Regions from separate parts of the Mus musculus genome. Here all the other regions are linked to region 2. Evidence: chromatin contacts called from ENCODE POLR2A ChIA-PET data. All regions are on one chromosome and are shown on one strand. Each heading gives the region's core, a stretch centred on a gene start or an enhancer-like site at or near the end of the contact. The rest is flanking DNA. Distances are from core to core; before and after follow the strand shown.

Evidence for each region. ChIA-PET counts read pairs that join two places held with the same protein, here RNA polymerase II (POLR2A).
Region 1: POLR2A ChIA-PET joins it to region 2 with 37 read pairs in embryonic stem cell. The contact joins the promoter of Rnf4 here to the promoter of Grk4 in region 2. POLR2A ChIA-PET finds 5 or more read pairs at or near these places in 4 of 5 experiments (Patski and embryonic stem cell).
Region 3: POLR2A ChIA-PET joins it to region 2 with 34 read pairs in embryonic stem cell. The contact joins the promoter of Lrpap1 here to the promoter of Grk4 in region 2. POLR2A ChIA-PET finds 5 or more read pairs at or near these places in 4 of 5 experiments (Patski and embryonic stem cell).

The regions. Positions count from the first base shown.
Region 1 is chr5:34,334,836-34,337,535 of GRCm38, reverse strand. Rnf4 (ring finger protein 4) reads right to left here and starts at 1,286. Exons shown (of 8, transcript NM_011278.5): 1 at 995-1,286. It also overlaps A830049F12Rik.
Region 2 is chr5:34,659,074-34,661,835 of GRCm38, reverse strand. It overlaps Grk4 (G protein-coupled receptor kinase 4), which reads right to left and starts at 1,457. Exons shown (of 16, transcript NM_019497.2): 1 at 832-1,457. The coding sequence starts at 883. It overlaps Nop14 (NOP14 nucleolar protein), which reads left to right and starts at 1,688. Exons shown (of 18, transcript NM_029278.2): 1 at 1,688-1,985. The coding sequence starts at 1,791.
Region 3 is chr5:35,104,265-35,106,964 of GRCm38, reverse strand. It overlaps Lrpap1 (low density lipoprotein receptor-related protein associated protein 1), which reads left to right and starts at 1,266. Exons shown (of 8, transcript NM_013587.3): 1 at 1,266-1,486. The coding sequence starts at 1,274.

The DNA of each region.
Region 1 (2,700 bases), core at 37-2,536, 320 kb after region 2:
CACAGGCAAACCGGGACGCAAGTGTTTTCTCCAACCATTAAAAAGAAAAAGCACCAGGTGTGTGTGGGGTCTGGGCTGGAGAGAGGTTCCCTCTCACCATTGTCAGGAACAAGAGTCAATCTGCAGGCTGAAAGACCTCAGACTACCTCAGCCTTTGTGAACCTCGGGCTCCCCCAATTACTTGGGCAACCTAAACTAAACGGCAGACCGAAAAACTGAAGCTTAAAACGCCCAGGGGTAAAGTTTAAAAAAACAAAAAGCAGGAACGCCCATATCTGGACTCCTCCCCCGCCCTAATCAAAATGTGGACAATGGCGTCCACTGCGAACAATGTTAAAGGTTAAGTTTCCTATCCCTGTGTACAGATGTGGCCCTGAGGGAAGGGCCCGAGCAGGCACCGGGCTAAGGATGGAGGTCGCAATCGCCCGCTTGACTAACCATAGATAGAACCAAAAGTGGCTCCTGGAAGCCCAAACCCCATTCAGCTCCAAAGCCCGCAAGCGTCCTCGGCACTCTCGCAACTTAGATACGGCCCGCCACGCGGCCCGGGTGCCCCAGCAAACTCGCAGGCCTCCGGAAGGCGGGGCGGCGACGCGACCACACAAAGGCTGCGTCATCAGCAAGGAACAAAAACCTCGCTCAGGTTCTCTGCAATCCGCCCGCCCGGCCCCGAGAGTGACCTTGGGCGACCCCCAACCCTCGCCGAGCCTCAGTTTCCCTTCCTACTTGGCGAAAGAGGTTCTCCGGCCAGGCCGCGGGTTGGCGAGCGGATACCCCCACACAAGACATTTCCCTACTTCCGACGACGGCGCCGCTCCATGTTCCGACAACCGCGTGCTCTCCGGGAAAGAGGCGGCAGAGGGCCCAAGCCGGAGAAGCGCGGTTCTGCGAGAGGCGGGCGGCCACCAACCCCAGTGCGGGCCGAGAGGCCGCCCGCGCTCCACGCCCGCACCGCCCTGCCCCGCCGCTTCCATGCTGCGGAGCCCAGCCTTACTTGGAGCTGGGGTTTGCTGCCAGACGCCTCGGCTGATGAGCTCGGGCAAGGACGTACCGACTCCAGCCGCCGCTGAGGAGACCCGTTCAAGCAAGCCTCCACCGCCTCACGAAGACCCACTTCCGCTCGTCCGGCACCGGCCCGCCCTTCTCAGCCCTTATTGGCCTCTCCCGCCTTTTCTCCCGTGCTCTACCGGTTTAGGAGGATAAATTGCAATTTTATTGGGTGAGAAAACCATCTATTACCACTTTGAAATACACCTTCTTCCGGTCACGCCCCCCGCCTGCTTGCGGGAGCTTCCACTTCCCGCGAGAGTGCCGCCAGTCGCGCTCCTCCCACGAGAACTTGGCGGTGTCGTTGCTGAGGCGCGTCGCGAGCTTGCCCGCTGGGTGTTTGACTTTTCGTTTGGCTTCTGACCTGGTATACGGTGGCCCTTACGGCTGCATCTAGCCCTAAACCATAATCCGTACCCTTCTCCGTCTCCTCGGTCGTTAATGAGGCGTACCAGAGACTCGCCCAAGGCCCCAATTTTCTGCTGATCCACAGGCAACCAGGCCGGGATTCGCACCATAAGTGCCAGGCTCTTAGGCATGTCGGTCCCCGGACTCTCCCTCGCAGGAATCCCATCATCTGGACAGGGGGCTCACCTATACGTTTGGGAGGCCTACCTGGAGGAAGCTTGAGGACTAGACGAAAGAGAACGTCCAGTTAGACATTGTGTGTGCTAAAGGCGGGGGAAGGTAGAGCTGGGCATGCCCAGGAGTCTGCGGGTTAGCTGCCCAAGTGTGTCGGGGCAGAGGCGAGAAAGGCAGGACTCAGAACACAAGTCCCATGGAATGCAAAGAACGGCCTCGGGCAAGACCAGGGCCTGGAATTGGGTCTTAGGACATCTCATGTTACAGAATCTCTCTTACCTGAATCTGAAAACCAGTATAATAACTTTAGGCAAGTCTCAGTCCATTCACACCTATTACAGGTTATCCATTTTACCTACTTCTGCCGGTTAATAAGAATGTGAGTGCTAACAGGTAATACAAGTCCTGCTGCTCCTGGGCTAGGTGGAGGGATGGGTTTAGCAACTGGAAAATGATCTATCCATAGATAAATAGCAACTAGAAAGAAATAGATGAGGACCCTCAGACTACTTGAGCAGATGATTTGAAGGTTATCCTAAATGTGGTTGAATTGCTTCTGTGGGGATATAGATCCTGGAAGATTGATTAACATGGCGAAGCAGATCAAAACCCGACCGTTAATATTTTCCATATTACAATCTCTGACGTTTTATGGAATTATAAGAGAACTTAGGATAAAGTGTGTATGATAAATACATACCTGACTCCAGTGTAAAATGTGTTTTGATGTTTTGGGCATGCTTTCCAAATGTTATAAATAGGAATAAAGAGAACTTACATTTGTAAGAAAAATGTAGGTATTTCTTATAATTTTTTGAATACTTAAATCAGGTGAGACCAAAACAGGAATATATACCCTTATAGGTTAAAGGTTCTGTTTGCAGTTAAACAGTTAAATATTTCTTGCCAGGAAGTAGTGGCCCACACCTTTAATCCCAGCAGAGATTAAACTCAGGAGGCAGAGGCAGGCAGATCTCTAAGTCTGAGGCTAGCCTGATAGGCTAGTTCCAGGACAGTCAAGGCTATACAGAAACACTGACTCAAAAAACACCAAAAAAAGCGAGCAGTGGT
Region 2 (2,762 bases), core at 208-2,707:
AGCCTCCTCTCTCTGCTCCTTGCTCACAGGGGTTTCAAAGCCCTTAGTTTGGTATTCAATTCTGGACACCACTCACTATAAGAAATTTCTGACAATGTTTCTTGTTAGGGCTTCCCATATTGAAAATAGTTATATTGTCCAATTAAGATTCTTCTTCCTGAAAATCACTTGGAACGTAAATGGACTTGTGGGGTTTTTTGTTTGTTTGGTTGGTTGGTTGGTTTTTCGAGACAATGTTTCTCTGTGTCGCCCTGGTTGTCCTGGAACTCACTTTGTAGACCAGGCTGGATTCCAACTCAGAAATCCACCTGCCTCTGCCTCCCGAGTGCTGGGATTAAAGGCGTGTGCCACCATGCGCCACCACTGCCCGGCTAAAATCAATTTTTAAAAGGAACAAAAAGAAAAATCAAAAACATCTGTTACTCACTGGTTTTTCTCAAAGAATATACTTCACATTCTGTGAGGTGAACACACTGAAGCTTCTTAATAGCGTCTACTTCCCATGGAACCTTTGCCTGGGTAATCCTAGAAAGTGTGCAATGCATAACTTTCCATACTCTGTCTTTCAGATTAGCAGCGCTGAGAGTGAGATGGAACTCAATCAGCCCCTTGTGCCTGTTAGGCTAGCGCTACTGTTTCAAAACAACAAAAGTTAGCCCAGGATCACTGACTGACACCCGCTAAGCTGCAGCTCCAATCCAGAATTGGTTCCAGTAGAATCAAAACTCCCTTATTAGACAATAAGGTACCAAGGAATCAGGATTCTCTCCAAGGTTAAAGTTCCTAGGAGGCGCTACCTTCGGGGAGACGGGGAGCCCGGGGTGCACCCACCTAGACGGGCCTTCAGCAACAGATTGTTGGCCACGAAGTTCTCGAGTTCCATGATCGCTGTCCTGCGCCGTCGCTGCCGCGGTTTCCGACGTCGAACTTTTCGGAGTCGAGGCAATGGAGACGGGGAAGGCTGCGGGGAAGGAGATCCTAAACCCGCGGCAGAAGCCTCGGGGCATCCCTTGTCCTTTGAGGAACGCGGCTTCTGGACGGTGGCCCTCCGCGACAGCGACCGTCTCTGTCGCTTCTTCCTCCGCCTCCTCCGGGGTCGCCACAACTGCCAACAGGAGCGCTGCCGTCGTCGCCGTCGCTGTCGCCGTCGCGGTCGCCGCGGAGATGGGACACGGGTAGGCTCGCTACGGGTTCCAGCTCTGTTGCTGTCCCGGCAAGGGGCTTCCGCTATCGGCGCCGGCGCGCGGTAGCTCGAGCTCCTCTCAGCATCATCGCCCAGGCCCAGGGCGCGTAACTCTCTCCTCAGCGCCGGGTCCTGGGCAGCACTCAACCTTCGCCGCGCCCTACCCTACCGAGGAGCTTACAAACTCGAGAGCGGTCTCCAGCGGCGACGGCGACAGCTCCAGCAGCGGCAGCCGCAGCCGCCAGTTAACTCGCAAGACAGCTGGGCCCCGGCTAACGGTTTTCCTCCAGAGGGAGCCCGAGAGCTCCCCTCGGGGCGGCGTCTGAGGATACTGTGGCGGCTCTCGGGACACTACAGATCCCATAAGGCCCAGCGCCAGGAAGTCGAGGAAGTGTGGCCTCCTGGGAGTTGTAGTCTTTAATCCAGTAAACTGTAGTGCCTGTTTAGTGTCATCCAGGACTTGTGTACTTCTCGCGAAATACGGGAAGCTGACGCACTCATCGCGAGACGAAGCTGGGCGTGGTTTTACATCAGCATCCTATGCACGAGTTTCTTGAACTGCTTGGTCTGTACGCACTGTCGTCCAAAGTGTGGCGGAGTGAATGTCATGGGGAAAGCCAAGCGGACTGGGGCGCGGAGGCAGGTCCACAAAGCGCCCGCAGGGGCGTCCGGAGGCCCGGCGAAAACTAACCCAAACCCATTTGAAGTGAAAGTCAACCGGCAGAAGTTCCAGATCCTTGGCAGGAAGACGCGCCACGATGTGGGCCTGCCCGGGGTGTCCCGCGCTCGTGCCATCAGGAAGGTGAGGGGATAGGCTCTACCCAGGTTCTGCGTACTATGCCCAGTGGCTAGTGAAAGCCATTTGGGGAGAAAAAGATTTATTTGGCTTACACTTATATATTTCCATCATTGAGGAAATTAGAGGCAGGAGCTGATGTAGAAGTCATGAGGGGTGCTGCTTACTGGCTTGCTCTCTATAGCTTGCTTAGCCTGCTTTCTTAAAGAACCTAGGACCGCTGCTAGCACATAGGTGGGCCCTCCGCGGTCAATCACTAATTAGTAAAATGCTCTTTGGGCTTGCTTGCAGCCCGGTCTTATGAAAGTATTTTTTTCCAATTGAAATTCCCTTCTTTCTGATGACTATACTTTGTGTCAAGTTTGCCTTAAACTAGCCAGCAAAACGATCAGGACTGAGGCATAACACTGCCTCTCCTTTGCTTGATATCGAATGCGCTTCCTCTGGAAACCCTTCCTCCTTGGGATCTTCCAGGTATACATTCTTCTTGACTCTTCTTGGAGCTTTTAGGGCCTAAGAGTCAATCTCTTCTGAGCTCTGAGCTGCCCTGTACCACTGCTCTGTATGCTTTGACCATGACAGTATTCGTCCCGTGGATAGGGTTTACAGAGTATGCTCTTTGAATGTTTGGAAATTGTCCTTCCTCTGAATTTCATGAGCTTGTCCCTTGGGAAGTCACTGGAATAGTACCTTTTGGGGATAACCTCATAGCTTCCATCCTTGTTCTTATGGCCCCATCTCAAGAGTATATTGTACCTTCCTTTCAAAACCAGTTCAACAAAT
Region 3 (2,700 bases), core at 17-2,516, 450 kb before region 2:
ACAAATCTCTGAGTTTGAGGCTAGTTTGGTCTATATAGTGAATGCCAGGATAACCAGAGCTAACCAAACCAAACCAAAAATAGATCTCAGAAAACAGGTGCTAACGTCTGCAAACCACCAGGGTTCCAGATATACTGAACCCTTTTTGTGGAAACACAAAATACAGCTTAAAACTATTAAAAAAAGAAAAAAGCACCACTCCCCCCAAATATCCCCTACCCTTGTCCTCCATGTATCTCCCTATTGGAGACCCTTTCTGGTTGTACTGGTTAGTTTTGTGTCAACTTGACACAGCTGGAGTTATCACAGAGAAAGGAGCTTCAGTTGGGGAAATGCCTCCACAAGATCCAACTGTAAGGCATTTTCTCAATTAGTGATCAAGTGGGGAGGTCCCCTTGTGATTGGTACCATCTCTGGGCTGGCAGTCTTGGTTCTATAAGAGAGCAGGCTGAGCAAGCCAGGGGAAGCAAGCCAGTAAGGAACATCCCTCCATGGCCTCTGCTCGGCTCCTGCTTCCTGACCTGCTTGAGTTCCAGTCCTGACTTCCTTGGTGATGAACAGCAGCATGGAAGTGTAAGCCGAATAAACCCTTTCCTCCCTAACTTGCTTCTTGATCATGATGTTTGTGCAGGAATAGAAACCCTGACTAAGACACTGGTCATCCTTACCAGACGACTCTTCTGCCTGTCCCTCCTGGGCCCAAACTGCTGGTGCCTGTACCAGACTCCTGGGTTCCTCGAGCACCAGGTTGTCACCAGGCCAGGCCATGTCCCCAACAGGCTTGCTGGGCCTCACTATGTCCATTGGATTTTCTCCAGGGCTGCAGGTGCAGAGACTAGGCAAGTGCACAAAGCCTTCCAAACAGAAACCCCGGAGGGGAAGTGTCTGGGATGTGTCCCAAAGACGGAGCTGAGATAGCTGCTCCCGGGTTTAATGGCAAAATCATCTTCCGCCGCACTTCTTGTGTGATTACGAGGAGTGGGGCGGTGCATAAGTGCGCTTTCCCAGCTGCTTCTCCTTACAGCCCCGCTAGTGAGCTCTGAATTTTGCAGCCCCAGCGTGAAAATACCTTGGGATAATTGCTCTTTGCTGGTGTTGGGCAGGGCGGAGCCAGAGACCGAAAAGTGGGCAGTCATATGGGCGGGGCCTGGGGTGGGCGGGATCGGATTGAGAAGGGAGGCGGGGCCTCGCGGAGACCGGTTGATGGGCGGGGCTACAGATGGGCGGTCCTACAAGACCCAGTCCTGTCAGTCTGCTAGCGCTTCAGAGGAAGATGGCGCCTCGAAGAGAGAGGGTCTCTACGCTGCCCCGGCTCCAACTGCTAGTGCTGTTGTTGCTGCCGCTGATGCTTGTGCCCCAGCCCATAGCAGGCCATGGCGGCAAGTACTCGCGAGAGAAGAACGAGCCGGAGATGGCCGCCAAGCGCGAGTCCGGGGAGGAGTTCCGCATGGAGAAGCTGAACCAGCTATGGGAGAAGGCCAAGCGGGTGAGCGGGGCCAGGGAGACGCGCGGGGATGGGGGCGAGGTGCTGCGTGTGAGCGAAGGAGAGCAGGGCCCTGATTGAGAGGCCAACATAACCTCTGGGACGGGGAACGGCCTACCCTTTGTACAGCCCCCCTTTAAATGTCAGGTGGGCCATCTTGACCTCACTTGTAATAAGAGACCCATAGGCCCTAAAGGAACTTGGTGCTGGTGTCAAGGGCCTGTGGTTGCCTTTAGTGCAATTAGGGACCCTAAAGAATGAGTGACACCCACCCTTCCTAGCTGTGGACACCTCTGCCCAAAAAGCTAATTTTCCAAAGAGCCAATTCAGATGGAGGTAGAGGGGAGGGGGGGCACTTTCTACATGGGGCCAGACTTGGAAGTCTTTTCTTTATCTGTATTTACTCCAATGAAAGAAAAAAAAAAACGGTGCCCTGAGATAAGACTGTATGGAGATTGCAGAAGCCCCAGTTGCTAATGGAGCTGGTTAATTTGGGTAAAGCAGTTCCTTAGGGGATTGGAATTCCTTAGTATAGGTAAACACTACACCCTGTCTGGGGAATGCTGAAGTTAGATTTAGTAGCTATGCTAATCTCTCTTCCTTTTGAAATGGAGATATCCAGAGCCTGAGGGCTGGCCTGGAACTTGGGTCCCCTCCCAGATTACAGTCCTAGGCTAGGACTTGGGCTTTTGTTTAAGTATTCTTTCAGAGCCACACTATCTTCCTCTAGAGCTTGCAGAGGGTTGCCCTTTAGCCCTCCAGCTTAAACATTCCTGAGTTTGAGGGGAGAGTAAATAATTTGCAAACTAAGTGATTTTTTAAAATAAAACCGTGTAGAACTTTGGCCCTGGAGACTTTGGATGGAGAGGTAGTTGGGAGGTTGGCTTCTGGGGAAGGGGAGTGGTGCCTCACAGACAGCTTAGTGGCCAGCCAGTGTCTTTGAGAGACTGCTGCAAGAGGGGGACAAGTGTCCAGCCTGCAAAGGTTTAGGACAGCCCTGTGGCCTGGAAAAGCAGTTCAGCTTTCTGGGGGAAGGGTCCGGGAGCAGAGCTGGGAGTGGCTGTGTGAAGAGCATGGGAGCAGTGGGAACCATCTAGGGTAAAAGGCTGGCTGTCCCTGACCGCCATCTCCAGGGGTGTGCCCACGGGATGAGTGTGCTTCACCTGGGATTACCCAGTAAGATGAGGATGGGGCCACGAAGACATTAGCAGGTACCG